Regions from separate parts of the Homo sapiens genome. Here region 1 is linked to region 2. Evidence: read pairs that join two places in POLR2A ChIA-PET (ENCODE). Cell type or tissue: MCF 10A. All regions are shown on one strand. Links, peaks and the distances in the headings refer to the core of each region. The heading gives the core; the rest is flanking DNA. Region 1 overlaps LOC105378036 (a long non-coding RNA gene). Region 2 overlaps UTRN (utrophin).

Region 1 (15,235 bases), core at 5,925-8,424, 370 kb before region 2:
TCACAATCCTCTCTTCTAGCTATTTTGAAATATACAATACATTATTGTTAACTATAATCACTCTGTTGTGCAGTAGAACACCAGAACTTATTCATCCTATCTAGCTGTAACATTATACCTGTTGACCAACATTCCCCATCCCCACTCCTCCTCACTACCCTCCTGGCCTCTGGGAACCATTATTCAACTTCAATGAGATCAACTTCTTTAGATTCTACATATGAGTGAGGTCAGGCAGTATTTGTCTCTGTCCCTGGCTTATTTCACCTAACATAATCCTCTGGGTTTTTCCATGTTGTCCCAAATGACAGGATTTTTTTTTTATGGCAGAATAGTATTCCACTGTGCATAGGCATACACCACATTTTCTTTATCTATTCATCAGTTGGTGGACACTTAGCTTGATTGAATATCTTGGTTATTGTTATTAGTGCCGCAATCAACATGGGAGTGCAGATTAGCTCTTCGACATACTGATTTCATTGCCTTTGGATATATTCCCAGTAGCGAGATTGCTGGATCATATGGTAGCTCTATTTTTAATTTTTTGAGAAACCTCTCTACTGTTTTTCATAATGGCTGTACTAATTTACATTCCCACAAACAATGTAAAAGGGTTCCCTTTTTTCCATATCCTCACCAACACTTATCTTTCATCTTTTTTTTTTTTTTTTTGCAGTTGCAAGATTTAATAGAGTGAAAACAGAGCTCTCATACAAAGGGAGGGGACCCCAAGGGGGTTGCTGCTCCCTGCTCGAATGCCTGGGTTTATATCCCAATCATTGTCCCTCCCCCTGTGCTCTCAGGTGATAGATGATTGGCCATTTCTTTACCTCCTGTTTTACCCTAATTAGCATTTTAGTGAGCTCTCTTTACTACCTGATTGGTCAGGTGTGAGCTAAGTTGCAAGCCCCGTGTTTAAAGGTGGATGTGGTCACCTTCCCAGCTAGGCTTAGGGATTCTTAGTCGGCCTAGGAAATCCAGCTAGTCCTGACTCTCAGTCCCCCTTCTCAACAGGAAAACCCAAGTGCTATTAGGGAGATTGGCCGACAACCGCTCTTAACTGCTTCCTGCTGAATTGAGGCATAGTAGGGGTCGTGCAGTTGAGATTTCCTCAGGAGGGGTGCCTTCCATGTCATTAACATTGGAGCACGGTCTAGCAGGCCAGTCCAGGGGTCCGTGGTAGATCTTAGTCATGGACTGCATCTGGGGCTCCATTTGAAGAACAATTTGTAGTCTTACAGCTTCGATTCTGGAAGACATAAACTTAACAAGGAGGTTAAAGACACAGGGATAGGAATGTATGGCCGGCAGTGCAGGGGATTATTTCTTTGGCACACTTCACAGGCCCTGACTATCTGCTTGATAGTTTTGAAAAGGCCTGGTCTAGTAAATAATAATTTGGCCATCTGATGGGTGCTATCAATGCCTAAGTGGAAGGTTTGGTGAAGGGTTTTAAGTAATTTCCATTGGTTAGCTGAGGGCAAAAGTATTTTTCCTTCTTTGGTGGCTAGCCATCCTGAGGGGAGAAAACTATGTCCTCGTGGGGTTCCCCATTCTATTTCTCCTGTTGCATACTGGGGTTTGGTTTCCCAGAGGGGATTACCCCATACTAGGGGTCCTTCTATAAGCAGTTCTAATGGAGGGTCCTGCGTTGCAGCTTTTTCGGCTTCAATATCCACTTGGCGGTTCCCTTCTATTTCCCTTTCCTTTCCTTTCTGATGACCCTGGCAGTGTAAGACTGCCACCTCTTTAGGTTTCTGTACAGCCAATAATAATCTCCTAATGGCTTCCTGATGTTTGATAGGTATTCCGTCGGAAGTCAGGAATTCCTTTCCTCTCCATAGTGCTGTGTGGGCATGGAGGACTAGGTAAGCATACTTAGAGTCTGTTTATATATTTACCCTTTTTCCTTCCCCTAATTCTAGTGCCCAAATAAGGGCTATTAGTTCCGCCAGCTGAGCGCTAGTTCCTGGAGTGAGGGGATTACTTTCAAGTATTCCATTATCACTGACCACTGCATACCCCACTTTTCAAAGTCCTTTTTCTACAGAGGAACTTCCATCAATATACAAGTTGAGGGCAGGATCAGTCAAGGAACCTCTAGATGGTCCCCTCGAGTGGCATAGGTTTGAGCAATCACCTGTTGACAGTTATGTTCTATCTCTTCTTCATTGTCTGGAAGAAATGTGGCTGGGTTAAGAGTTGCACAAGTGTGCAGTCACAGCACTGGCCCTTCAAGTAATAGAGCCTGATATTTAAGCAAATGGTTGTCTGACAGCCACAAGTCTCCTTTATCAGTGAGTATGTGATTTTACATCATGAGATGTCCACACAGTAAGATCTCTTCCCTGTATTATTTTAACTGCTTCAGATACTAAGACTGCTACTGCTGCCACTACCTGTAAACAATGAGGCCAACCCTTTGCCACCACATCACTTTCCTTTCTCAGGTATGCCACGGGTTGCAAGCTCGTCCCTTGGACCTGTGTAAGGACTCCTAGAGCTATTCCTGTTTTTTCTGTGACATATAAGGAAAAAGTCTTGCCCCGTTGGCAAGCTTAACACTGGGGCTTGGGTTAGGGCCTTCTTTAAGACCTGAAAAGCTGCTTCTGCTTCAGGTGTCCATCTTACTAAATGGGTATTGGCTTTCTGAGTTTTCTTAATTAGTGTATGTAATGGCCTGGCTATTTCGCTGTACCTGGGAATCCATATTTGGCAGAAGCCTGTGATGCCAAGGAGCCCTCTTAGTTGTTTTCGGGTTTTAGGATGAGGATAAGCCAATATAGGCTGGATACGTTCCTCACTGAGGGCCCTGGTGCCTTTGGATAGTTTTAGCCCTAAGTATTTAACCTGCTGTGAGCAGATCTGAGCCTTTAGTTTGGAAACCTTGTAGCCACAGGTGGCGAGGAAATTTAAGAGTACTTGGGTGGCTTGATGGCACAAGGTTTCTGAAGGGGCGGCTAAAAGTAAATCATCCACGTACCGAAGGACAAGAGTGTCCAGGTATGAGAACTGGCTCAAGTCTTGGGCTAATGCCTGGCCAAATAGATGGGGGCTATCCCTGAACCCTTGGGGTAAAACAGTCCAGGTGAGTTGAGACGTTGGGTTCAAAGGATCTTCAAAGGCAAGCAAGAATTGAGAGTCAGGATGTACAGCGATGCAGAAAAGGGCATCCTTAAGGTCCAGGACTGTAAACCACCCTGTTTCCTCTGGTATTTGGGAAAGCAGAGTATAAGGGTTACGTACAGCTTGGTATAGAGGGACAACAGCCTCATTGATGATCCTGAGATCTTGCACTAACCTCCACTGTCTGTTGGGTTTCTGTACTCCTTAAATTGGAGTATTGCAGGGGCTATTGCATGGTTTTACTAGGCCTTGGGCTTTTAGGTCCTTAACAATCTTTTGGAGTCCTTGCTGGGCCTTGGGTCTAAGGGGGTACTGCCTTTTGTAGGGAAAGGAGGCGGAATCCTTTAGTTTAACTTGAACAGGACAGGCATTCTTTGCTCGTCCATATTGTCCTTCTGTTGCCTAGACTTCAGGATTAATTCCTTCCTCAAGCAGGGGACAACAAACGGGTGTTCCTTCTCCTATGTTCAGGTGTATATTGGCCCCTGCTTTTGCTAGAATGTCTCTCCCTAACAAGGGAGTGGGACTTTCAGGCATAATTAGAAAAGCATGTGAAAAGAGTAAAGTTCCCCAGTCACAACTTAGTGGCTGGGAGAAGTATCTAGTGACTGGCTGTCCTAGGACCCCTCGGATGGTGACAGATCTGGAGGACAGTTGTCTGGGACAGGAGAATAAGACTGAGAAGTCCATGCCAGTGTCCAGGAGGCAGTTAACCTCCTGGCCCTCAATGGTCAAGCATACCTGGGGATCTGTGATGGTGATGGCATGGGCTGGCGCTTGCCCCGGCCACCCTTAGTCATGCTGCTGGATCATCTGGTTAGTGGCTTCTGACTCAGAGGACCTTCGTCCTCTGGGGCAGTGGGCCTTCCAGTGATTCCCTTGACATAAGGGGCATGAATGAGGGGGCGGCTTATTTTTATTTGGACAATCTTTTTTAAAGCATCCTTGTAGACCACACTGGAAGCAAGCCCTATTAGGCATTTGATTTGCCCAGCTTTTCCCTTTTCTAGAGCCTCCAAAGTCCTCTTGCCTGAGAGCCATGACTAAAGCGGTGGCCTTTTTTTTAATCCCGTTTGTCCCGTTCTGCCTGCTCCTCCTGATCTCTATTATAAAAAACCAAGGTGGCCAAGTTCAATAGGGTTTCTAAGTTTTGCTCTGGGCCTAAGGCGGACTTTTGAAGTTTTTTCCTAATGTTTGCAGCTGACTGAGTGATAAACTTATCCTTTAAGATAGGTTGGCCTTCAATAGAGTCAGATGACAGAGAGGTATGCTTCCTCAATGCCTCCCTTAGTCTCTCCAGAAAGGCAGTAGGATTTTCTTCCTCTCCCTGTGTTATAGTGGACATTATTGAATAATTTATAGGCTTTTTCCTAGTTTTCCTTAGTCCTTCTAGCATGCAAGTTAACAAATGTCTGCGGCACCAATCTCCATGTTCTGATTCTGTGTCCCAGTCAGGGTCTACACTGAGAACTGCCTGCTGGCCTGTGGGGAATTGTTCTTTCCTCTGTTGTCATCCTATCATTGACCTGACTGAGATATCAGAGATCGCCAAACTCTCGGGCTGCAGTTATGGTGGCACTTCTCTCATTTGTGATTAGTATCTGATCCAGCAGTAACATTATATCTCTCCATGTCAGATCAAAGGAGTGTCGTACCTTTGTAAAACATCAATATAGCCATCAGGGTTATCTGATAATTTACCTAGGTCTATTTTAATTTGCTTCAAATCTGAGAGAGAAAAAGGTACATGCACTCCGGCTGGGCCGAATTCTCTTCCTCCCACGACTTGGAGGGGGCATAATTGGGGAATATTGGCACTTTTTGGTTCATTGTTTACCCCTTTGTCTATCTTCTTTTGGACCGTTTGGGTTGAAGGGGGGTCCTTATTTGTTGGGAAAGGAGTCAGGGGGACACCGGGATAGGGAGGTAGACTCTGAGGGCTTCCTGTAGGGCATAAATCACACTTTTTACATAATTGCGAGTTGTCTCTTAATGAAAAGAAAGTTTGTACATATGGCACTTCACTCTATTTGCCTTCTTTTCTACAAAAGAGGTCTAGCTGTAAGATGGTGTTATAATTTATACTTTCCTCAGGAGGCAAGATTTCTCCCCCTTGAAGAGAATATCTTGGCCAGGCGGTACTGCAGAAGAATATAAGTTTTTTCTTTCTTAGCGTCTGAGGGTCAAATTGGTCCCAATTCTCCAGAATACATCTTAGGGGCATTTTTGCCTTGGGGGGAAAGTTTCCCATTGCTTTGGAGGTCCCTTCATGGTCACCAAAAAGTTACTGGGGGTTCTTGTTCTTAGAGCTCCCAAGATGGTGGCAGGCCGCTTCCAAGATGGCAGCAAGCCTCTTGTTCTCTGACTTGGGGTTCTTGGCCTCACGGATTCCAAGGAATGGAATCTTGGGCCATGTGGTGAGTGTTATAGCTCTATTAGAAGCCGTGGGTTATGGAAGAGAACCGTAGAACCCAGCAACTACTATTCAGTTTGCTTAGAATGAACCTGGGCACTTAGCCGTGCAGGAACAATGGCAAGCTTTTAGCCAGATTGGGAGTGGCAATGGGCGTCTCGCTGGATCATAAGCACAGCGGAAACCCTGCTGGATCCGGAGGGGTGGAAGTCAGCGGTGGGTCTGCGACAGTGGCAAACAGCAGTGGTGGATGGTGAGTGAAAGCTCAGCTCAAGCCGTAACAAACACGGACCAGAAGAGTGTGCAGTTGCAAGATTTAATAGAGTGAAAACAGAGCTCCCATACAAAGGGAGGGGACCCAAAGGGGGTTTCCCTATCTTTCATTTTTTTGATAACAGCCATTCTAAGAAATGTGAGGTGATATCTTATTGTGATTTCAATGTGATGATGATTAGTGATATTGAGTTTTTAAAAAATATATCTATTGGCCATGTGTATGACTTTTTTACGAGAAATGACTGTTCAGGTCCTTTATCTATTTTTAAATTGGATTATTTGTTTTCTTAGTATTGAGTTGTTTGAGGTGTTTCTTAGCATCTATTGTTTGAGTTCCTTGTATATTTTGCATATTAACCCCTTATCAAATGTATGGTGTGCAAATATTTTCTTCCATTCTGTAGGTTGTCTCTCCACACTGTTGATATTTTCTTTGCTGTGCAGAAGCTTCTCAGTTTGATGTAATCTCATTGATCTATTTTTGCTTTTGTTGCCCCTGCTTTGGAGGTTATAGCCAAAAGATCATTGCCCAGAACAATGTCATGGAGCTTTTGTCTTCTGGTATCTTCTAGTAGTTTTACAGTTTCAGGCCATATGTTTAAGTCCTTAGTCCACTTTGAATTGATGTTTTGCATATGGTGTGAGATAAGGGTCTAATTTAATTCTTGTGCATGTAGGTATCCATATTTCCCAACGCCATTTACTGAAGAGACAGTTCATTTTTCATTGTGTTTTCTTGGCATCTTTGTCCAAAATCAATTGAGAGTAAATGTGTGAATCTATTTCTGGGCTCTCCATTCTGTTCCATTGGTCTAAGTGTCTGTTTTTATGCCAGTACCATGATGTTTAGATTATTATAGCTTTGTAGTATATCTTGAAGTCAGGTAGTATGATGCCTCCAGCTTTGTTCTTTTTGCCCAGGATTTCTTTGGCTATTTGGGGTCTTTCATGGTTCCATATGAATTTTAGGACTGTTTTTTTCTATTTCTCTCAAAAATGTCATTGGAATTTTGATAGGAATTTCACTGAATCTGTAATTCACTCTGGGTAGTATGGACATTTTAACTATATTAATTCTTCTAATCCAGGAATGTGAGATATCTTTCCATTTATTTGTGTCTCCTTCAATTTTTTTCATCAGTGTTTAATAGTTTTCAGTGTACAGATCTTTCACCTCCTTGGCTAAATTTACTCCTATTTTATTTTTTGATGCTACTGTAGATGGGATTGTCTTTTTAATTTCTTTTTCAGATAGCTCATTGTTAATGTGTAGAAACACTACTAATTTTTGTATATTGATTTTGTATCCTGCAATTTACTGAAACTTTTTTTAGTTCAACAGCTTTTTCTTGGTGGTGTCTTTAGGGTTTTTGGTGTATAAGATTACGTTGCCTGCAAACAGAGACAATTTTTTTCTGATTTGGATGCCTTTTATTTCTTTCTCTTGCCTAATTGCTCTGGCTAGGACTTTTAATTATCCCACAGAGTTTCTGGTGGTCAGAAATCTGAGGGTGGTTTTGCTTGTTCACTGTTGGTGGTAGCATGCTACTGTGTGGCCTCTGGAATCCTATCATCTCCATGACTACTAGGGACCCTAGTTCTGAAATAGCATCTCTTATCATCAACTCTGGTCTACAGAGGAGAGCCACCACTCACCTCAATGACACTGGTGTCCTCTACCAGCAATTTCCTTATTGCCTTGATGCATAAGTCCTCCATACTCTTTCAAGAATCATATTTAGCTGATAAGTTTCCAGTTTCACATAGTAGACCCTGTTTAGCATGTACACTTTGGTGGGCCTTTCAATCCCTTCCTCCACTCTGCCTGGCAACTCTGGCACCTCCACTTGATTTAATAGGGGCCACTGCTCTTACAATCTCCTGAAGTCCATCCCAACTAGAAAAACTATTGGCTTGATTGATAGTTTATTTTCATTTCACCCATATATTTCACTAAACTTTCTTCTGGCTTAGGATTCAGCTGGAGTGATGTGTGATCCTGAGCTCTGATTGGTGTTCCAATTTTTCCCATAAAATTGAGGTTAATACAAAGTGCATGAGATCATTATAATCAGCTCAGTAAAAAGAACTGTGGGCACAAGAAGAGGTCAGAGAGTCCACAGAAGAGGAACAGACCCGGGAACAAATAGCTTAAACTTACAAAAGAGCTAGCATGAAGTCCTATTTTTCAGGAAGAGGTGTCTATATAAGGCCAATGTGAGGTTCATTTTCAGGCAATTTATTAATGTTAATTGAGAGCTTTTTCTTCGTTTCAAATATTATAGCCTTATTTTTCCTGTCTGAACTCAATAAACAGCTAGTAAAATTAGCCAACATGGACAAAAATTAACACGGAAAAGGCCTGTGGTCATAAAACACATTAACTATTCAGCATTGAGACTATTTTTATTTCTATCTTCTGCCAGAAAATTAGCAGCAATTAAAACTATAATTTTTTTTCTTATTTCCATATAGGCCTGAGAGGTTAAAATAGAAAGTTAAATAACGTGAGTGACATACCAAATGACCCAGCAAGTGTTTGACTGAGATAAGTTTTAACACTTCTGCTAAAAAATTGAAAAACTGTCACTTCCTTGTTAGAGCTGAAAATAGTCAGCTCTTACAAATTGTTCTTCCTGATGCAAATCCATATTAAGCTTTGTATTATTAACACGAATCACTCAAAACAATTCCAAATGGGACTTAGGGAGAATTGTGTAATAAATAATACTAGATTGTTGATAAAGCATTTAATCCAGTTTAAATGAGTGCTTTACCCCAAGAGAGCTGACTTGAGCTTTTTTTCCTTTCCTTCTATAAATTCAAGGCCTACATACAAATTCAATTTAATAAATATGTATTATGCAGCTGTTAGGTAAAAATTCAGTGACTAGGTGCTTCCAGGACTACAAATGTGAAGAAGATGTAGTGAATACTATGTAAATTACAATGTAATTGTGGTAATGAATATGAAAAATGTATAATTTATTACAATGGAAGGCAGCATAAAAACTGACTATTCAGTGAAGGTGTGGATTACTTTTAATGTGATGAAAAAGGAATTTATAAAAGAAATGATATTTGGGGTAGGCTTAGAAGTCTGTGCAGCATTTCAGAAGTTGGTGACGGCCCTTTAGGGTGATCATTCTGGGGAAGGGTCTTTCTTTCATGAAACAGGTAATGGAGAACTGAAAGCTCATGGTGTGTTCAGAGAACAGCTAGCAGAGGAGAGGAGGAAAGAAGAGAAGGAAGGAAGAAGATCAAGCTGAAATGGTACTACGGGGACTCTTAATGCTCCATTAAGCCAAATGGTTTGGACTTCATCTGTAAGTAATAGGGAGCCAATGAAGAGTGTGGGACAGGAGAGTAATTCAATTCAGTATGTATTTTGAATTGATGGCTATGATAGTGACTAAGGAGAATTAGAAAGTAGAGGCAGTTAGACTAGTTCGGTGGCTGTAGAAATAGTCTAGGTGGGAGAGGAGGTCACATTTCAAAGGACCTTGAAGAAATGGGCACCTGTGGTGGAGATATTGTGTTGTCTCCCAATGTCTGTTTGTTCCTTCTTGCTTTACTTATAACCCCCCTCACCTTTCACTGGGTGCATCTCCATTCGGCATAAAGATTAATCCCTGCCTCCTTGGCAGTTAGATGGGGTCATGTGTCTAAGGTCTGGCTAGCAGACATAAATGGAAGCAGTCTCTGCAACTTCTGCAGAATGACCCTAACGGAAGGGATTCACTTTTCTTTATCTTTTCTCCTTTCTGATGGTTGGAGGCTGGCCATGGTGGCTACAACTGGAGCAGCCATTTGGGTGGTGAGGTGAGTTCAAGATGGAAGCCAAGCACAACCTAGAAGGACCCTGACTCCCTGACACCATGGTTTGCCATATGGGACCTGGACTGATTCCCTTTGGAACTTTATCTGAGAGAAATAAACTTCTGTCTTGCTTAAGCCATTTTTATGGTGTCTTTCTGTCATTTGTAGCTAATCCTAATCCTAATTTTTACATTATCCTTCCATAAGCTGTGAAGAGCCACAAAAAGTTTTATGCGGGGGAATGAAATGATGAATATCATCTATTGCAAGAGATTCTATGCCCGCCATGTCTTGAAAGAACTGCAGACACGCAATGCTTCAAGCAACAACACACCTTAGGAGACCACGGCAGCCACCTGGTTTGAGAGGGGACCTGGACTGAAATAAGGCAGCAGGAAGGGGCTATCATTCCCTGAAGATGCCCACAGCCCTTTCACAACTCCCATGTTTTTGCTCTTACTATTCCTTCTGATTAGAAAGATCTCACCTTCAAGACCTACCTAGTCCTGAAATGATCTTCGGCATTCTCACAGAGTTTTGTTTTCCTACAAAAGTTTGTCCACTCATTTCTTTGTTCATGCTATTAATGCTCTCTCAAACACATATATAAATCCGATGGTGTCTTTCCTGGTTAAACTCCCTGGGCAGACAAAGCACTCCAAGAACTAAACATCATGGAGCACTTACTGTGCACTGGGCAGATTGTTACGCCCTTTATATGCACTGTCTTATTGAAGCCTCTAAACATCTCTATGAGGTGAGTAGCTTCTCTCCAAGAACGCTGGACTTCCCTCAAAAGCAGCACTCTCTCCTGGTCATCCTACATAGGCAAGGGGATATGTTGTTGTTGATAGTGTTGTTTCTGCCTTGGCGCCTCTCGAGTGGCCATTGGAAAGGTGGCTGCCCCTAGAGCTAGAGGCTTCCAAAAGGGGGTCATTAACACCTGTTGTCTTCAGATTTCTGTATTAGCCACAACTCTCAACAACAACAAATAAACTCTATGTCTTTTATATATTTAAATCACTGATCCAACTTAACAGATACTTACTGAATACCAATTCTGAACTTTGCATTCTACAGTTTATTTTGGTGAAGAAAATGAAAAAAACACAGTTTTATTTTATTTTTCCATAGATTAGCCAGTTGTTCTAATACCATTTACTGAAAAAATAATAGTACTTATTTCCCTCTCTGGTTTGAAATACTATATTAATCATTTATTTTAAACTAATTTCGCATATGTGTGTATCTATAGGGATTTTATAAACTCAAATTATTCCTGGGAATATAACCTTGTAATTGTGTGGAGTTTTTAATACTCTTTTTTTTTTTGTTTTTTTTAAGACAAGCTCTCACCGTGTCACCGAGGCTGGAGTGCAGTAGTGCAAATTATAGCTCACTGTAACCTTGAGCTCCTGGGCTCAAGCAATCCTCCCAGCTCCCTGCCACAGCCTCCCAAGTAGCTAGGACTACTGGTGTGGGCCATCATGCTAGGATAATTTTTAATAATTTTTTTTTTTTTTTAAGAAACAAGGTCTTACTATGCTGCCCAAACTGGTCTTGAACTCCCGGCCTCAAGCAGTCCTCCCACCTTGGCCTCCCAAAGTGCTGAGATTACATGCATGAGTCACCATGTCTGACCCTAACTATTTATTTTGGAATAATTACAGACTCACACGAAGTTGCACAAATAGCTCAGAGTCCTGTGTTCCCTTCCTCGCAATGGTGACATCTTATATAACTACAATATCAAAACTAGGAAATTGATATTGGCAAATTACTGTTAAATAAGCTACAGCTATTCAATTTTTCACCATTTAAAAAACATTCATTCACTATTATGGATGTGTGAATAGTTCTATGCAATTTTATTCCAATATATAGATTCGTGTAACCACCACCACAATCGAGAAACAGAACGATTCCATTACCTATTTCTTCATATTTGCACCTGGCCCTCACGTTCTTCCACCTGTTCACCCACTTTTCTGTGTACTGGCAACAACTAACCTGTCTCCATTTCTATCCTTTTGTCATTTCGAGAATGCTTTATAAATAGAATCATTACTGTACATAATTTTTTGAGAGTGACATTTTCCACTGAGCATGTTGCCCTTCAAGTCCATCTAGGCTGTTGCATGTACCAATAGTGCATGTTTTTTGGCTAGGCGTGGTGGCTCATGCCTGTAATCCCAGCATTTTGGGAAGCTGAGGTGGGCAGATCACTTGAGGCCAGGAGTTCAAGACCAGCCTAGGCAAGTAGAGGAAACCCCATCTCTACTAAAAATACAAGAAATTAGCCGGGTGTGGTGGCTTGCACCTGTGGTCCCAGCTACTTGTGAGGCTGAGGCAGATGAATCACTTGAACCCAGGAGTCAAAGGTTGCAGTGAGCTGAGCTTGTGCCACTGCACTCCAGCCTGGGTGATGGAGCAAGACCCTGTCTCAAAAAAAAAAAAAAAAAATAGTTCATGTTTTTTGCATTAGTAAGTAGCTTTCTGTTGTATGGATTTGGCAGTTCATTCAACCATTCACTCATTCAAGGACATTTGGGTTGTTTGCAATATTTTGCTATTTATAAATAAAATGGCTATGAACATTGGTGTACAGATTTTTGTGTAAGTTTTCATTTCTCTGGGATAAATTCCTAAGATTGCAACTGCCAGGTTATATGGTAAGTGCATGCTTTGTTTCATAAGAAATTGCCAAATTATTTTCCAGAGTAGCTATACCAGCAATGTATGAGAGACACTGTTTCTCTGTATTCTTAGCAGCATTTAATATTATCATTACTTTTTTTTTTTTTAATGTGGTGTCTTGTTCTGTCACCCAGGCTGGAGTCAGTGGCGCGATCTTGGCTTACTGCAACCTCTGCCTCCTGGGTTCAAGTGGTTCTCCTGCCTCAGCCTCCCAAGTAGCTGGGACTACAGGCACGTGCCACCACGCCCAGCTAATTATTTTGTATTTTTAGTAGAGACGGGGTTTCACCGTGTTAGCCAGGATGGTCTCGATCTCCTGACCTCGTGATCCACCTGCCTAGCCCCCCAAAGTGCTGGGATTACAGGCGTGAGCCACGGCACCTGGCCACATTATCACTACTTTAAAAAATTGTGATAAAATTCACACATCATAAAATTGACCCTTTTGTGATAAAATTCACACACCACAAAACTGACCCTTTTAAAATGTGTAATTCAGCTGTTTTTAGTATATGCACAAAGCTGTGCATGTATGACCACTGTCTAATTCCAGAATATTGTAATCATCCCCCCCACACACACAAAAACATATCCACGGGCAGTCATCCCCCATTCCCTGTCCCTCCTCTCATCCCCTAGCAACCACCAGTAGACTTTCTGTCTCTATAGATTTCCCTATTCTGGACATTTCATGTAAATGGAATTATAATGTGTGACCTTTTCTGTTAATACTATTTTTAATTTTAGTTGTTCTAATAGGTGTGTAGTGATACCTGATTGTGGTTTTAATTTGTATTTCCTTAATGACTAATAGTGTTGAACATCTTTTCATGTGCTTATATGCCATCATTATTTCCTTTTTGGTGCAATATTTGTTCATATCTTTTGCCTGTTTTGTAATTGGATTGTTTACTATTGAGTTTTGAGAGTTCTTTCTATATTCCAGATATAAGATCTTTATCAGACATAAGGCTTACAAATATTTTTTCTCAGACTGTAGTTTGTCTCTTCATTTCTCTTTACAGGGTCTTTCACAGTATAAAAGTTTTAGATTTTGCTAATTTATTAATTTTTCTCTTTTATGGATCATGCTTTAGATGACATGTCTAAGAACTCTTTGCCTAGCTCTGTCTCAAATACAAGAACACAAAAGCAAAATCATAATCATAATCCACTGAAAGTTAGTGATATAGAGAAAAATCTTAAAGGAACTAAGAAAAGAAAAAGCTAAAATGGTAAGAACTTGTGAACACAGAGAATGAAATGACAGGCACTGGAGTCTACTTGAAGGAGGAGGGTGGAAGGACGGAGAAGAGCAGAAAAGATAAGTATCGAGTACTGGGCTTAATACCTGGGTGATGAAATAATCTGTACAACAAACCCCCATGACATGTGTTTATGTATGTAACAAACCTTCACATGTACCCCAAACCTAAAATAAAAGTCAAAAAAAGGAGCTGAATACATATAAGGATGAGATTATCATATTAAAGCCAGAATACATTGGAATAGCATCTTTAAAGTGTGAAAAGGAAGTTACAAAAGGAACAATGAATATTTCGTTTCCTATATGCACAGGGAGTTGGCCTTCCACAGTCAGAGCTGGTTAAGCACACTCTATAAGGTTGATGTCTGTCCTTAAGGCCGATGCTAGCGCTGTGGGGATGGCTGTGGCTGATGCAGGGAAGAAAGATGGCTGCCAAGGAGGATAAGGAGAGCAAGAATAAGCTAGAGCTCACAGAGCAAACTGGAACCATGTCAGCTCCCGTTGCCTCAGGTCTTGGTGGTGTGGGTGTCCTGCAGAATCTGAGATTCTTCATGAAGAAGCTAAACACACGCCTGGGCCAGCAGTCAGAAAAGGCGAAGGAGGACCTTGGGGAAGGTGGAGCAGTTGAAGGCCTGGCTGCTGTCTCCCACCAACAAGAGATCCAGATGATAAATGACAATGTGTATGAGCTACAAAAATGTCTGCTGCTTCATTTCCTCCTGATCTCACATAAGAATCTCCCCTGTGACCCTTCCTAATCAAAAATGCACACTGAGGAGAATTTGTAGAAATGTAATTGAGCTCTACACTCACATGTAATATTTCAGTTTATTTTAGCAAAATTTTAATAAAGTGGACATGGTGATAAAGATGTCTGGAAATGGCCAGGCATGATGGCTCATTCCTCTAATCCCAGAACTTTGGGAGGCCAAGGTGGGATGATCACTTAAGGCCAGGATTTCAAATCCAGCCTGGGCAACATAGTGAGATCTTGTCTTTACACAAAAATTAAAAAAATATATATATCTGGGTGTGATAACATGCACCTATAGTCCCAGGTACTCGGAAGCTGAGACAGGAGGATTGCTTGAGGACAGAAGGTTGAGGTTGCAGTGAGCCATGATTGCACCACTGCATTCCAGCCTTGGTGACAGAGCAAGATCCTGTCGAAAGAAAGAAAGAAAGAAAGAAAGAAAGAAAGAAAGAAAGAAAGAAAGAAAGAAAGAAAGAAAGAAAGAAAGAAAGAAAGAGAGAAAGAAAGAGAGAAAGAAAGAGAAAGAAAGAAAGAGAAAGAAAGAAAGAAAGAAAGAAAGAAAGAAAGAAAGAAAAGGAAAGAAAGAGAAAGAAAGAAAGAAAGGAGGAAGGAAGGAGGAAGGAAGGAAGGAAGGAGAGAGAAAGAGAGAAAGAGAAAGAGAGAGAAAGAGAGAGAGAGAGAAAGAAAGAAGAAAAGAAAAGAAAAAAGAAGGAAGGAAGGCAGGCTGAAAACCATCTGTAAAAAGCAGCATGCATATCTGGTTGCTTTAGATCTGGTTTATTGTGGTAACCATGCCCCAGAAGAGTTTCAGCAACTGTACTTACTGGAAAATATTATCTGGCTAGATCTCAGTAGAAAACAAGTCTTCCCCAGGTGGAAT
Region 2 (15,235 bases), core at 8,036-10,535:
CTGCCTCCCAGGTTCAAGTGATTCTCCTGCCTCAGCCTCCCGAGTAGCTGGGATTACAGGTGCCTGCCACCATGCCCAGCTAGTTTTTGTATTTTTAGTAGAGATGGGGTTTCACCATGTTGGCCAGGCTGGTCTTGAACTCCTGACCTCATGTGATCCACCTGCCTTGGCCTCCCAAAATGCTGAGATTACAGGTGTGAACCACCGCACTTGGTCTTTAAAAAACAAACTAAATAATGTTTCTCTCCTGTTTTTCTTACTAATTATATAGTTCTATTTTTGACATTTAAATCAGATCATGGAATTTATTTTAAAGAGTGAGGCAGCCTCTTGCCCACTCTTTGCTCCCCACCCTTCACCAACTGGTCTCATATGATTTTGTTGATTATTTTATTTTATTTTATTTGAGATGGAGTCTTGCTCTGTTGCCCAGGCTGGAATGCAGTGGTGCAATCTCAGCTCACCGCAACCTCCGCCTCCCGGGTTCACGCCATTCTCCTGCCTCCTCCAGAGTAGCTGGGACTACAGGCATCCGCCACCACACCCGGCTAATATTTTTATATATATATATATATTTTTAGTAGAGACAGGGTTTCACCGTGTTAGCCAGGATGGTCTTAATCTCCTGACCTCATGATCTGCCTGCTTCAGCCTCCCAAAGTGCTGGGATTACAGGCGTGAGCCACCACGCCTGGCCGATTTTATTTTATTTTTTTGAAGTTTCAACTCCATCAGTTCTGAATTCCTAGGTATACTCACATCCAAATGAAATTATTAGCGATTAAAGAGAATGTGTAGTACTAGAGATACGATGTGTGAAATGGCTTTTTGTCTAATTTAAAATTTTTCATGCTTTAGGAGGTCTGGTCTTGTTGGATTGAACTGCTTCACTATTTGGATCTTGAAACTACCTGGTTAAACACTTTGGAAGAGCGGATGAAGAGCACAGAGGTCCTGCCTGAGAAGACGGATGCTGTCAACGAAGCCCTGGAGGTTGGAACCCGTGATCTCCACGGCATTTCTCTTTGCTGTGATGAGGCCACACGTGTATTACAATGAGGAATGTAATGCTTTACGCAGGCAAATGCATTTGCTTCCTCAGTGGTTTTCAATGTCACTTGCATTTTCTTCCATAGCCTGAAGTGTTTATACAATCATGTGTATTTAGATTATTGGTGACCCATTATATCAGCCTCAAGACGTGGTTAGCTGTTTGACATCTTACATTTTAGACATGTTGAAGCACTCTAGTGGTTTTCCAGTTTATTTTAGTAGGCCCTGGACAAAGCTCTGCCATATGTTATTAGGACAACTGCTCTCTTGTTTCATCAACAAGTTATTTTTACTCACTAAACACAGCACTGACAGTTTATAGGGGATTCCTGTCTCTTACCTTCAGATGCTAGAAGTTAAGACAGTGGTTGAGCCATGGGATCTTGTCGTAGGAGCTTGTCTTCAAGCCTGGATTTGAACTCCTTGAGGCCAAGAAATGTACCCGATGCTTTGTTATTCCTCAGTTCCCAGCACAGTGTGTAGCACATGTTAACTTAATAACCGTTTCTTAAATGAAATACAGTGCAAAGAGGGTAGGTTTGCTTAACAAAAAAGAAAAGGGAAGGGGGTAGATAGGCTTTTAAAAATGTCATGGTACCATGTGGGAACTGAGTGGACAACTGGATTAAAGGTCAGAAATGAGTAAAATGTGGCACTTACATTCCAGGAGACGGATGCTCTGCTAGAGAAAAGATGTCACTTCTCAAATATAGCAGAGTGAGAGACAGAGTGAATGAAAAATATGAAAAGCTTAATTTTTTTCCTAATGTAAGAGTGAATACGTATATATTCTTGAAATATGGAAAATAAAGAAAAGTATAAAGCAAACTCTAAGATAAACATTTTAAAACAGTTTGTAGATTTCTTCCTAATTATTATCTTTTATGTATGCATACTAGAAGGTAGTATATTGGATCAAAGGCTTTGGAGTCTTTTATTTACTTATTTATCTTTTTATTTGAGATGGAATCTTGCTATGTTGCCCAGGCTGGAGTGCAATTGCATGATTTTGGCTCACTGCAACCTCCACCTCCTGAGTTCAAGCAATTCTCATGCCTCAGCCTCCTGAGTAGCTGGGATCACAGGCGTGTGCCACTACCCCAGCTAATTTTGTATTTTTAGTAGAGATGGGGTTTTACCATGTCGGCCAGGCTGGGCTCGAACTCCTGACATCAGGTGATCCACCCGCTTCGGCCTCCCAATGTGCTAGGATTAGAGGTGTGAGCCATCGCACTTGGCCAGGCTTTGGAGTCTTAAAGCTTTAGAGCCATGTTGGAATCTTAGCTCTTCTTTTGACTGTGTGTATGTAGGCAAGTAATTTAACCTTTCTGAGCTTCAATTTTCCAATCTGTAAACTGGGAATGCTATTTAGCCCATATGGTTAATTAGATTTATGTATATAAAAAGTGTGTATATAAAACAATGCCTCTTATTCTGCATATATTGTAGGAAAATGACTACTTATTTTTAGTAATATAATTAATAAAAGTTGAGATCATTTTGCTTGTATAGTACTGTTCTCTGCCTTTGAACTTTGTGTCATGAGCATTTCCCCATATAATTAATAATTATTTTTAACTTTTTATTATTCATTTATTTATTGTTTAGAGACATAGTCTCGCTCTGTTGCCCAGGCTGGAGTCCAGTGGTATGACAGCTCACTGCAGCCTTGAACTCTTGGGCTCAAGTGATCCTCCTGCCTCACCCTCCCATAATTAATAATAGTTGAAATTATTTTTGTGAAATTATATCATATATCACTTGTGCTAATTTCTCAATTTTATGCATTTTTTAATCCCATGATGGATATTTTTGTGAATTAGTAATTTACTTAACTTTTGGTCCTGTTACTTAGGTAGATTTTTAGAAAATATAATTACTTGTTTAACAAATAGACATTTTGGGGATCCTTGATACCTTTTGCCTTAGTAAATGCATTATTATTTTTTTTTCCCATCTCCATTCCAGTCTCTGGAATCTGTTCTGCGCCACCCGGCAGATAATCGCACCCAGATTCGAGAGCTTGGCCAGACTCTGATTGATGGGGGGATCCTGGATGATATAATCAGTGAGAAACTGGAGGCTTTCAACAGCCGATATGAAGATCTAAGTCACCTGGTAAGAGTTGGGACATACATGGGTGTTGATTAGGTATTGATGAAGTGGAGCTGGCCCTAAGCTCCATATCATAGAGCTTTAATGTTGGAAAAATCTTTAATGTTGGTTAAAGTTGGTAACCAATGCTAACAGGGGCATTGAGGGTATTGAAATATTCAGAAAGGAAGAATAGATCTAACACTCTAAGACAGAACTGGATGATTAAAAAAATTATTTTTGAGATTACTTCTACTTACAAACATTTAATTTTCATTAAGGATCATATGATAGCTGTATATAAGAACAACAACTCATACTATCCTAGTAAATATTAGGGCCATGATATTTCACATAAGCTGCTGTGAAAGCCATAGTCTCTTAGTTCATATCCAGGTTGTAACATACATATTCGTATCACAAATTAGAGAAAGAACATTTCTTTTATAGGAAGGTTGGGTATGAATATTAGGTGCTTCCAAACACATATTAAATAATAACTGTTGATGTTCAGCCCATGAATAACATCAAGCTTAACCCAAAAGTGCTGTAAATAGTAGTTTGATATGTATGTACACCTATAGAATTTGTTTTAGGCTTTGGAAAAAAAGAGACTCTGATGTTTGTGTATTGATAGACATTTTTCTTATGTTTTATATTCTTAATTGGCAGACATTGCTGATTCCTAAAAATGCTTTAAAATTATAATAAATAACACATTTTTATCTTCTGTTTAATGCATCTTATGGGAAACCTTTACATTTTTGTATTTCAACATTATATATAGAAAGAAGTAATAATTAGTAATTCAGCTGCATGGTACATAAGATCCTAGTGGGACATTTTCACTGTTATCATTAGTAATTATTATTTATTTATAAAGAAAGCTAAAGTCTTGGATGAAAGCTTTTATGGTCTTTTCTTAGTGGCCAGAATATATATATTCTGCTATTTATATTTGTGTTGGGCAACTAATGATTCAATTTCTCCTTTGTGCAGGCAGAGAGCAAGCAGATTTCTTTGGAAAAGCAACTCCAGGTGCTGCGGGAAACTGACCAGATGCTTCAAGTCTTGCAAGAGAGCTTGGGGGAGCTGGACAAACAGCTCACCACATACCTGACTGACAGGATAGATGCTTTCCAAGTTCCACAGGAAGCTCAGGTATTGCCGTGCATTTGAGGGCTTTTGAGCTGTAAAGAGAGCTTTTGTAATTGCCTCCTCAACTATAAGAGAACCCCTCCTGCTCTCCAAAACCGAGAGTCAATGGGAAAGATTGACCTTACTTACAGGGCAGCATTTGGGTTTTGGAGTTCTCTTGCTTTCTATGTGAGACTCTGGCAAAAGTCTTATATAGTTTATTTTATTTTATTTTATTTTATTTTATTTATTTATTTGAGACAGAATCCCACTATGTCACCCAGGCTGGAGTGCAGTGGCACGATCTTGGCTCACTGCAACCTCCGCCTCCTGGGTTCAAGTGACTCTCCTGCCTCAGCCTCCCGAATAACTGGGACTACAAGCACGCGCCACCACGCCCGGCTAATTTTTTGTAGTTTTAGTAGAGACGGGGTTTCGCCATGTTGGCCAGGCTGGTCTTGAACTCCTGACTTCAAGTGATCTGCCTGCCTCGGCCTCCCAATAATTTTTGTATTTTTAGTAGAGACGGGGTTTTGCCATATTGTCCAGGCTAGTCTCAAACTCCTGACTTCAGGTGATCCACCTTCCTCGGCCTCCCAAAATGCTGGGATTACAGGCGTGAGCCACTGTGCCTGGCTGAAAAGTCCTGTATATTTTAAATTGTAGTTTTCTTAGCTGTGAAGTTGGGACAATTCCTTCCTTATAAATAAGTTGTGAACATTAGAAACGACAAATGCAAAGCCCTTAGCAGGTGCGTCATGTACAATAGTCATACCATGCAGTGGGCCATATTATTATTATTATACAAAAACGTATTATTATTATTTTTTAGACGGATTCTCACTCTGTTGCCCAGGCTAGAGTGCAGTGGCGCGATCTCGGCTCACTGCAAACTCTGCCCCACAGGTTCAAGCAATTCTCCTGCCTCAGCCTCCCGAGTAGCTGGGATTATAGGCGCCCGCCACCGTGCCCAGCTAATTTTTGTATTTTTAGTAGAGATGGGGTTTCACCATCTTGGCCAGGCTGGTCTTGAACTCCTGATGTCGTGATCCACCCGCCTCGGCCTCCCAAAGTGTTGGGATTACAGGCATAAGCCACCGCACCTGGCCTACAAAAACTTATTAAAGCTTCTGTGGAGGTCAACATTATGTAAAATACGATATCATGTATTACACAACGATATAGAACTTTTGTATTGTCTCTTTTTATACTTAAGTAAAAAAAAAAGGACATCCTCTCCCCTTTCCAATCTCTTTTTAGAAAATCCAAGCAGAGATCTCAGCCCATGAGCTAACCCTAGAGGAGTTGAGAAGAAATATGCGTTCTCAGCCCCTGACCTCCCCAGAGAGTAGGACTGCCAGAGGAGGAAGTCAGATGGATGTGCTACAGGTAAAGAAGGCCAGGAGCTTCCTTTTACTTTTCAACTTGTTGGGAATTTTCTTCAAAAAAGAGAAAGAATTGATTACTTGGGCACCGTTTGTATTCTTTGTGATGTAAACCATGGGATGGGAGTGATGATGTGTTGAAGGTTGCATCCTAGGGCAGCAGAAACAAATTGTTGCATGTGTGGAAAAATATGAAATCTGATTTTGATAGCTGAGATGAGAAACAAGAGAGTGAGCCAGATTTAGAAGTTAGCTTTATATACACTTTTTCTTTAATGCAGAGCCTCTGTCAGTATCGTGTGGCTGATGCTGTGGGCAGGCCGAGCATGAATTGGATGCAGCATCATTTAGTTCTTTCATGGTTGATATGACATTGACTTTCACTCTGAACTTGTGATGAAGGGCATTTTGAGTTCTAGGTTCCTGAACTATCTTTTTGAACATGAAGTTTTAATTCCAGTGAGGTCAGCTTTATCTAAATTTCTTATCCAAATCTATTACTTCTGAGATTGAGACACTGAGTGTTGTAATTTTTGACACTGGGCTATGCAGTTCACTTAGGTGATCGGGTACCCTCACTGAGATTCATTAGGAGTTTTTTATTTTGGGTCATATTTCTGAATTTTTTTCTTTTGGTACTTTATGGTACAAATTTTTAGTAGTATCTGTTATGCTCATGATGAGAGAGATAATCATCCTGATGGGAATTGCATATTTTCATTTCTGCAAACAGAGGAAACTCCGAGAGGTGTCCACAAAGTTCCAGCTTTTCCAGAAGCCAGCTAACTTCGAGCAGCGCATGCTGGACTGCAAGCGTGTGCTGGATGGCGTGAAAGCAGAACTTCACGTTCTGGATGTGAAGGACGTAGACCCTGACGTCATACAGACGCACCTGGACAAGTGTATGGTGAGGCTTTTGGGTGATTGGCACATCCAGTGGCTTTTTCAGCAGCTGTTATGGCTTGGTCTAGCAAGTACATGCCTAGTGTGTCCAGTGATCACTAGTCTACAGTGTGCTAAACATAAGGATTGATGATGGAAAACGTGTTAAAAAATAAGAAGTGTGGTCTTTCCCTCCAAAGAAATTAGAAGAGATAAGAGAGATAGCTAAGGAAACTAGAATAGACATGTATATAACATGATGACAAAAACCAAAACAAAAGAAATACAGCTTAATCACCATGTGAAGTTAGGAGGGCTTCAGCAGAGTGTGACTAATAAGCAAAGTTTTCAAGGATAAATTTGAATTAGCTAGAAGAACCATACTTAGAATGGATATCGTAAAAATTCCATTTTCTAGGAAAATAAAAATTTCAATAGAAATTTAAACCTTAAGATAGGAAAGAAGAAATGATATATAAGGCCTTATTACTTTTTTAGTCTTGAACTTTATAATTCAATTGAATAGAAATTTAAAAATAATGTGGCTAAGGGGACACAATCTTAGAATTAGTGTTCTGCTTGAGAATCACAGAACTTAAGATGAGACTCTTTAGGACAGGAGAGGTATAGGGACAGTTCTTTGTGCTTTTCAAAACAAAGGATAAATTTTAATATATATGTGCATGTATGTAAGTATTTATTTGATTATTGTGACATAATGGTAATCAGAGAAAGTGCTGTCCTTGACTTCATGGAACATACATAGTTCAGGGGTCTGTTACATGACAGCGTCCTATGAGATGTTGAGATGATGATGTATAGGTGTCAAGAGAAGCTGTTTAGAATAAAGCTTTTTGGTTTCAGGTAACTAGGAAGAAGACAGCTCTGAATTTGACCTACAGAACTACGATTTCTTTTTTTATATTTAAATTTATTTTTATTTTTAATTTTTGAAGACTTTTAGGTTCAGGAAGTACATGTGCACGTTTGATACATGGATATATTGTATGATGCTGAGGTTTGGGCTTCGACTGAACCCATCACCCAAATAATAAATGTAGTACCCAATTGGTAGTTTTTCAGCTCTTGCCCCTTTCCTCCTTCCCTCCTTTTGGAGTCCCATTGTCTTTGCTTTCCATCTTTATGTGCATGTGTGCCCATTGTTTAACTCCCACTTATAAGTGAGAACATTTAGTATTTGGTTTTCTGTTCCTGAATTAATTTACTTAGGATAATGGCCTTGAGCTGCATTCATGCTGCTGCAAAGGACATGATTTCATTTTTTATGGCTGTGTAGTGTTCCGTGGTGTATTTGTACCACGTTTTCTTTATCCATTCCCCCATTGATGGGCACCTAGATTGATGACATGTCTTTGCTATTGTGTGTAGTGGTGTGATAAACACGGGAGTGCATGTGTCCTTTTGGTAGAACGATTATCCTCCTTTACTTATATACCCAGTAATAGGATTTCTGGGTTGAATAATAATTCTATGTTTAGTTCTTTGAGATATTTCCAAACTGCTTTCCCTAGGGGCTGAACTGATTTACAATCCTACCAACAGTGTATGGTGTTCCCTTTTCTCTGCAGCCTTGCCAGCATCTGTTGTTTTTTGACTTTTTAATAATGGTCATTCAGACTGGTGTGAGATAGTATCTTATTGTGGTTTTGATTTGCATCAGAAATCTGTTTACTTATAGTTATATACATCTTGATATATCGAGTTTTGTATTTTTTATCATACAAATTATATATGTTCATTGTGGTAGACTTAGTACTTCTGAGAAATAGAAATAAATGTTAATAATTCCAAATCCAACAGACAGCAGTAGCCAGTGTTGGCTTGTTTTAGTCATAACATGCAAGATTTTTTAAAAATGTAATTTTAATTGTGATAAACATTCTGTTTTTAGTCCTAATGTTTTCCCATTTTATGTAGGAAAAATATTTATATTATCAAGTACTTTCATAAGCATTTGTCTGAGATTTTGAAAGAATGAGCATAAACTCTATTAGTTTATTTTCTTGTCAGATTTGAAGAAGTTATTACAAGCTTGATTTCATTTGACTCGACCTTCAGACCAAATCTGAGAAAGATGATGGCCTTTGATCACCATAGTTAGGTCTTGGCTGTCAATCTGTGTAAGCTGTGGTCTGACATGATGCCAGTTGGCAAGTTGTCACCACAGTGTGTAATTTGTCTTTTTCTTTGTTTGTTTTAAAGAAACTGTATAAAACTTTGAGTGAAGTCAAACTTGAAGTGGAAACTGTGATTAAAACAGGAAGACATATTGTCCAGAAACAGCAAACGGACAACCCAAAAGGGATGGATGAGCAGCTGACTTCCCTGAAGGTTCTTTACAATGACCTGGGCGCACAGGTGAGGAGAGCAGCCCCACAGCTCATCTCTCTGTCTCTCTCTCTCTCTCTCTCAATCTCTCTCTCTCTCTCGTTCTCTCTCATGTATTTTTAAATTTCATTTTTTGGAAAATGCATGTTTGAAAATTATGAGATTCATACGTGTTTTCAATTTATTGTAATAATTGTTATATTTCTTTAAATGTATGTGGTAATATTACAGTGATTCATAGTTACATAGAAATTTATTTTTGGCTAGGCACAGTGGCTCACGCCTGTAATCCCAGGTCTTTGGGAGGCTGAGTCAGGTAATGGCTTGAGCCCAGGGGTTTGAGACCAGCCTGGGCAACATGATGAAACCTTGTCTCTACAAAAAAATACAAATGAAAACCTCCAAAAACAAAACAAATTTCCAAAAAAAAATTAGCCATGGTGGTGAGTATCTGTAGTCCTAGCTACCTGGGAGGCTGAGGTGGGAGAGCTGCTTGAACCTGAGAGGCAGAGGTTGCAGTGAGCTGAGATCACACCACTACACTCCAGCCTAGGAACAGAGTGAGACACTGTTTTTAAAAAAAATTTATTTTTAATATTTAATTCAGGCTAATATTTATACTTTCAATGGCTACTGATATTCCATAAATTATTCTAAGGATACTACAAGTAATATATGTTCATTGTGGTAGACTTAGTGTGTCTGGAATTGGTGGGTTCTTGGTCTCACTGACTTCAAGAATGAAGCTGTGGACCCTCGTGGTGAGTGTTACAGCTCTTAAGGTGGCGCATCTGGAGTTTGTTCCTTCTGATGTTCGGATGTGCTTGGAGTTTCTTCCTTCTGGTGGGTTCATGGTCTTCCTGGCTCAGGAGTGACGCTGCAGACCTTTGCAGTGAGTGTTACAGCTCTTAAGGCAGCGCATCTGGAGTTGTTCGTTCCTCCCAGTGGGCTTGTGGTCTCGCTGGCTTCAGGAGTGAAGCTGCAGACCTTTGCAGTGAGTGTTACAGCTCATAAAAGCAGTGTGGACCCAAAGAGTGAGCAGTAGCAAGATTTATTGCAAAGAGCAAAAGAACAAAGCTTCCACAGTGTGGAAGGGGACCCGAGCGGGTTGCCACTGCTGGCTCGCGCAGCCTGCTTTTATTCTCTTATCTGGCCCTACCCACATCCTGCTGATTGGTAGAGACGAGTGGTCTGTTTTGACAGGGCGCTGATTGGTGCGTTTACAATCCCTGAGCTAGACACAAAGGTTCTCCATGTCCCCACCAGATTAGCTAGATACAGAGTGTGGACACAAAGGTTCTCCAAGGCCCCACCAGAGTAGCTAGATACAGAGTGTTGATTGGTGCATTCACAAACCCTGAGCTAGACACAGGGTGCTGATTGGTGTGTTTACAAACCTTGAGCTAGATACAGAGTGCCAATTGGTGTATTTACAATCCCTTAGCTAGACATAAAGGTTCTCTAAGGCCCCACCAGAGTAGCTAGATACAGAGTGTGGATTGGTGCACTCACAAACCCTGAGCTAGACACAGGGTGCTGATTGGTGTGTTTACAAACCTTGAGCTAGATACAGAGTGCCGATTGGTGTATTTACAATCCCTGAGCTAGACATAAAGACTCTCCACGTCCCCACCAGACCCAGGAGTCCAGCTGGCTTCACCCAGTGGATCCCGCACCCGGGCTGCAGGTGGAGCTGCCTTCCAGTCCCGCACCGTGGGCTTGCACTCCTCAGCCCTTGGGTGGTCAATGGGAGTGGGCGCCGTGGAGCAGGGGGTGGCACTCATCAGGGAGGCTCCGGCCGCACAGGAGCCCATGGAGGGGGTGGGAGGCTCAGGAATGGCGGGCTGCAGGTCCCGAGCCCTGCCCCGCAGGAAGGCAGCTAAGGCCCGGTGAGAAATTGAGCGCAGCGCCGGTGGGCTGGCACTGCTGGGGGACCCAGTACACCCTCCACAGCCGCTGGCCCGGTGCTAAGTCCCTCATTGCCTGGGGCCGGCAGGGCCAGCCTGCTGCTCCGAGTGCGGGGCCCGCCAAGCCCACCCGGAACTCCAGCTGGCCCACAAGCGTGGCGCGCAGCCCCGGTTCCCGCTCGCGCCTCTCCCTCCACACCTCCCTGCAAGCTGAGGGAGTGGGCTCTGGCCTTGGCCAGCCCAGAAAGGGGTTCCCACAGTGCAGCGGTGGGCTGAAGAGCTCCTCAAGTGCTGCCAAAGTGGGAGCCCAGGCAGAGGAGGCGCCGAGAGCGAGCGAGGGCTGTGAGGACTGCCAGCATGCTGTCACCTCTCATTAGTACTTCAAAGAAATACAAGGGAAAAAATAAATGTTAATAATTCCAAATTTCAATGGATAGCAGTAGCCGGTGTTGGCTTTTTTCTAGTCGCAACATGTAAGATTTTTCTAAGTGTAATTTTAATTGTGAGAAACATTCTGTTTTTAGTCCTAATGTTTTCCCATTTCATGTAGGAAAAATGGGAAATAATAATCCCTGTAAAAACTCAAGTTGTTGGTCCTTAGATTTCTAAATTGAACAGTCTACCGAGAAATGTTAAAACATCAGGGCTCTAGTAAATAACCAGTGGCAAGAAGTTCACATTAATCTACCAGGATTTGAAATCCTGGCAAGAAATATCTCTAATTTGGGCATTTTAGTGAATCCATGCAGGAGTTGTTGAGCATTTACTGTGAGTGAATGAATTTTTGCCCTGAAACCAGGAGAGCAAAGAATGTGTGGAAGTGTGAAACCTTAATAGGTAATATTGAAAACCCATGTTTGATAGTATTTTGGATCCTCCTTCAGTTAGGAAATATTAACTACTTCCAGTTGAGGTAATATTGAAGTTTCTATATAAGCCCAGAGAAAAATAGCTGAAATTTTGTTTTCAGTTGAAATCAGAACGACCAGTTTATACTTTTTCTGGGTGATTTTGATCTCACTTCTGCAAGCTTAGATTGTTGATGTGATACATTTTGATGTATTACATGTCTGGAACACACACCTTAGAGCTTCTTTTTGGAATTATACAGCTGGTTATTCGTTAAATATTATTATATTTATTCACTGACTGGGCATTTTATGAATGGAATGGTATTGCTGGTTTTTGCACTAATTCTCCAATTGTGACTATAATTTTAGTATTAATTAATTTTATCATTTAAAGTTTCACTCAATCGAGATTTTACTCTGTGTCAGGAATTATACAAGGAGACAGTGATGAGGAAAGATATAAATTATCTCGTTGTCTAATGGAACTTAGGGTAGTGAAAGAGAAAAACATTGAGTAGTTACATGAGATGATGTCACATTATCAGTCTGAAGAGTTATGAAGAATGTACATGGTTCTTTAAGAGTATAGGTAAAGGGGGGTTTCACCCAGTCTTGTGTTAGGAAGGCTTCCCTGAGGAGGTGATGCATAAGCCGAGATCTGAAGTCTGGGTAGGAGTAACCTGGGTGAAACGAGGAGATTTCTAGACTGATAAAACAGTATATATAAAAGCTCTAAGGCAGGAGGCAGTGTGGTACATTTATGTGGCTAGAGCAGAGAGAGCCAGTGTGAGGAACATGGTGCTAGGGAGATAGGATTAGACAAAATCCTGCCAATGTCATAGAGTTTGTGTTACAGATTAAAATCTGTGTCTTAAGCAGTTACTGCACAGGTTTTAGTAGGCAAATTACATACTCAGATATGTCTTTTAAAGGATTACTCACTGCATTTTGGAAGAGGAATTGGAGGGAGGCTGGAGTGGATGTGAGGAGACTGGTTTCGAAGTCATTGTACACTTGGTGAGAGATGGTCGTACCTTGAACTAGGATGGAGAGTGGAGATGGAGTGAGTGAATTGATTTCAGACATATGTAGGAAGTGAAATCAACAGGACTTGGTCCAGGAGGAGAGATGAAGGATGACCCCTGGGTTTCTGGCTTGATGATGTGGATGGTGTGGCCATTGAGATGGGTGCTGTAAGAAAAGATAGAGGACCGGGTGCGGTCGCTTATGCCTGTAATCTTTGCACGTTGGGAGGCCAAGGTGGTGGATCACCTGAGGTCAGGAGTTTGAGACCAGCCTGGTCAACATGGCAAAAACCCGTCTCTACTCAAAAAAAAAAAAAAAAAATTAGCTGAGTGTGGTAGTATGTGCCTGTAATCCCAGCTACTCGGGAGGCTGAGGCAGGAGAATCACTTGAACCTGGGAGGCTGAGGTTGCAGTGAGTCAAGATTGTGCCACTGCACTCCAGCCTGGGCAACAAGAGTGAAAACTCTGTCTCAAAAAAAAAAAAAGGTAGAAGCATGCAGAAATCACAGGTATGTATTGGACATGTTGACATTTTAAGTACCTTTGAGAATGTTAATTGGAAATGTCGGGTACTCACATGATTATTCAGGTCTGGAGAATATATCTGGACTGAAGAGGTGGATTTTATGAGTCATCTGCATAGAGGTCATAATTAAAGTAATCAGGGATGATAGATTGTCTAGGAACAGGATATAGTGAAAGAAGAGGGCCCTCAACCAAGTCTTAAGAATTACATCATTTAGTAAGAAATCTCAGGAAGATGAGCTTGCAAAAGAAACTAATGTAAGTAGCAAGAAGTGGTAGGGACACAGTTGAGTACTAGGTCTGGAAAGCTAGGGGAAGATGGTATTTTGACAGAGTGCAGTTACCTGTTTTGGATATTTTGAAAGTTAAATATGATGTCCACATAAACATATTAATTAGATCAGTTGCCATTGGGGTCATTATTGAACTTAGCAAGGGCAATGTCTGGGAGTGATGGTGGTAGAAGCCAGAATGGCATGGCTCAATCCAAAGATTGTACCACCCTGGCCTTGGCCTTAACCTCTTTAAGTTTCATTTTCATTATCCATAAAGTAGAAAGAGGCTTTGTGAATTTTATTGCATACGTGTGTAAGATTCCTTAGCACAACACGGAAGCTGTATTAAGAGCTTGGTAAATGTTAGTTAAGTTCATTTGTTTTCTGTCAACAACAATGAGAGCAAAATAATAATAAGGTTTGGTTTGTATAGTCGTGTACTGCATTTTAAGTTAAAGTGGTTAATTATAAAACATATAATTGTGAAAATGGTGCTATTTTCCCCTCAAGTTACTATAATACCGTATTTTTCCTTCATGGAGAGGATTCTAAGATATCTTATGTTCAAAATTATAATAGATACTAGTGATTTTTCAACTTTATTTCTGCCCTTTTATGTGTGTTTTTCTCGCTTAATACACATAACAATCTTTTTTTTTTTTGAGACGGGGTCTTGCTCTGTTGCCCAGGCTGGAGTGCAGTGGCAGGATCACGGCTCACTGCAGCCCCAGCCTCCAGGGCTCAAGCGATTCTCCCACCTCAGCCTACTGACCAGCTGGAACTACGAGCACGCACCACCATACTGGCTAATTTTTTGTATTTTTTACAAAATGAGGTCTTTCATTTTGTAGAAAATGAGGTCATGTTTCCCAGGCTGGTCTTAAACTCTTGGACTCAAAAGATTTGCCTGCCTCGGCCTCCCAAAGTGCTGGGATTATAGACATGAGCCACTGTGCCCAGCCTCATACCAATCTTTTGAGGGCTATACCTCTGCCAGTATCACTTAGGAAATTAATGATAGAGCTAAGATGAAAACCCAGGATTGCCTGGCACTTAACCACTACAGCATATTGCCTCCTTGCAGAAATGCAAGCTTAGAGGATTCTAAGGTGCTAAGACAAAGGTTATGTATGTCTTGGGGGTTATATATGAATCAGTTTGGATCTTTAGTTAACATTCTGATTCATTCTCATTTATGTTCATTCCCATCTCAGTCTCAGTCTCTCCCTGCCTCTCTCCGTCTCAGGTGACAGAAGGAAAACAGGATCTGGAAAGAGCATCACAGTTGGCCCGGAAAATGAAGAAAGAGGCTGCTTCTCTCTCTGAATGGCTTTCTGCTACTGAAACTGAATTGGTACAGAAGTCCACTTCAGAAGGTCTGCTTGGTGACTTGGATACAGAAATTTCCTGGGCTAAAGTAAGTTGCAGTTCAGATGAAACACCAGCATGATGCCAGCGTAACATGGCATTTGTTCGGGCGACCTGGTTGGATACCATGTCCCTCCATTTTATATTAAATCTAGCCTTTTCTTTTTTGCATTGTTTTTCCACTTCTCTGTCCTAAGAAAAAATATTTTAAAAATAATGATTATATTTTATTTTCTTTATAATTTCTACTTTTAGATTAAGGGGTACACATATAGGTTTGTTACATGGATATATTGTGTAATGCTGAGGTTTGGGGTATGAATGATCCCATCACCCAGGTAGTGAGCATAGTACCCACTAGGTAGTTTTTCAGCTCATGCCTC

Evidence for each region. Peaks named below come from ENCODE experiments on the same cell type or tissue, not always from the same donor. Only the 100,000 strongest peaks of a DNase experiment are listed, where the experiment ranks them.
Region 1: POLR2A ChIA-PET joins it to region 2 with 5 read pairs; 3 of 35 experiments call an interaction of 5 or more read pairs at or near these places.

What each region holds. Positions count from the first base shown.
Region 1 is chr6:144,115,651-144,130,885 of GRCh38, forward strand. LOC105378036 (a long non-coding RNA gene) reads left to right here. Exons shown (of 4, transcript XR_943089.3): 4 at 8,975-9,776. Among named protein-coding and RNA genes, the nearest start is that of STX11, 27 kb to the right of the region's middle. In MCF 10A, for the core only: no CTCF peak of the experiment used is centred there; no DNase peak of the experiment used is centred there.
Region 2 is chr6:144,484,527-144,499,761 of GRCh38, forward strand. It overlaps UTRN (utrophin), which reads left to right. Exons shown (of 75, transcript NM_007124.3): 28 at 859-993; 29 at 3,022-3,171; 30 at 4,147-4,308; 31 at 5,545-5,673; 32 at 6,403-6,576; 33 at 8,775-8,930; 34 at 14,731-14,901. Among named protein-coding and RNA genes, the nearest start is that of SNORA98, 86 kb to the left of the region's middle. In MCF 10A, for the core only: no CTCF peak of the experiment used is centred there; DNase peaks (open chromatin) are centred at 8,715 and 9,195.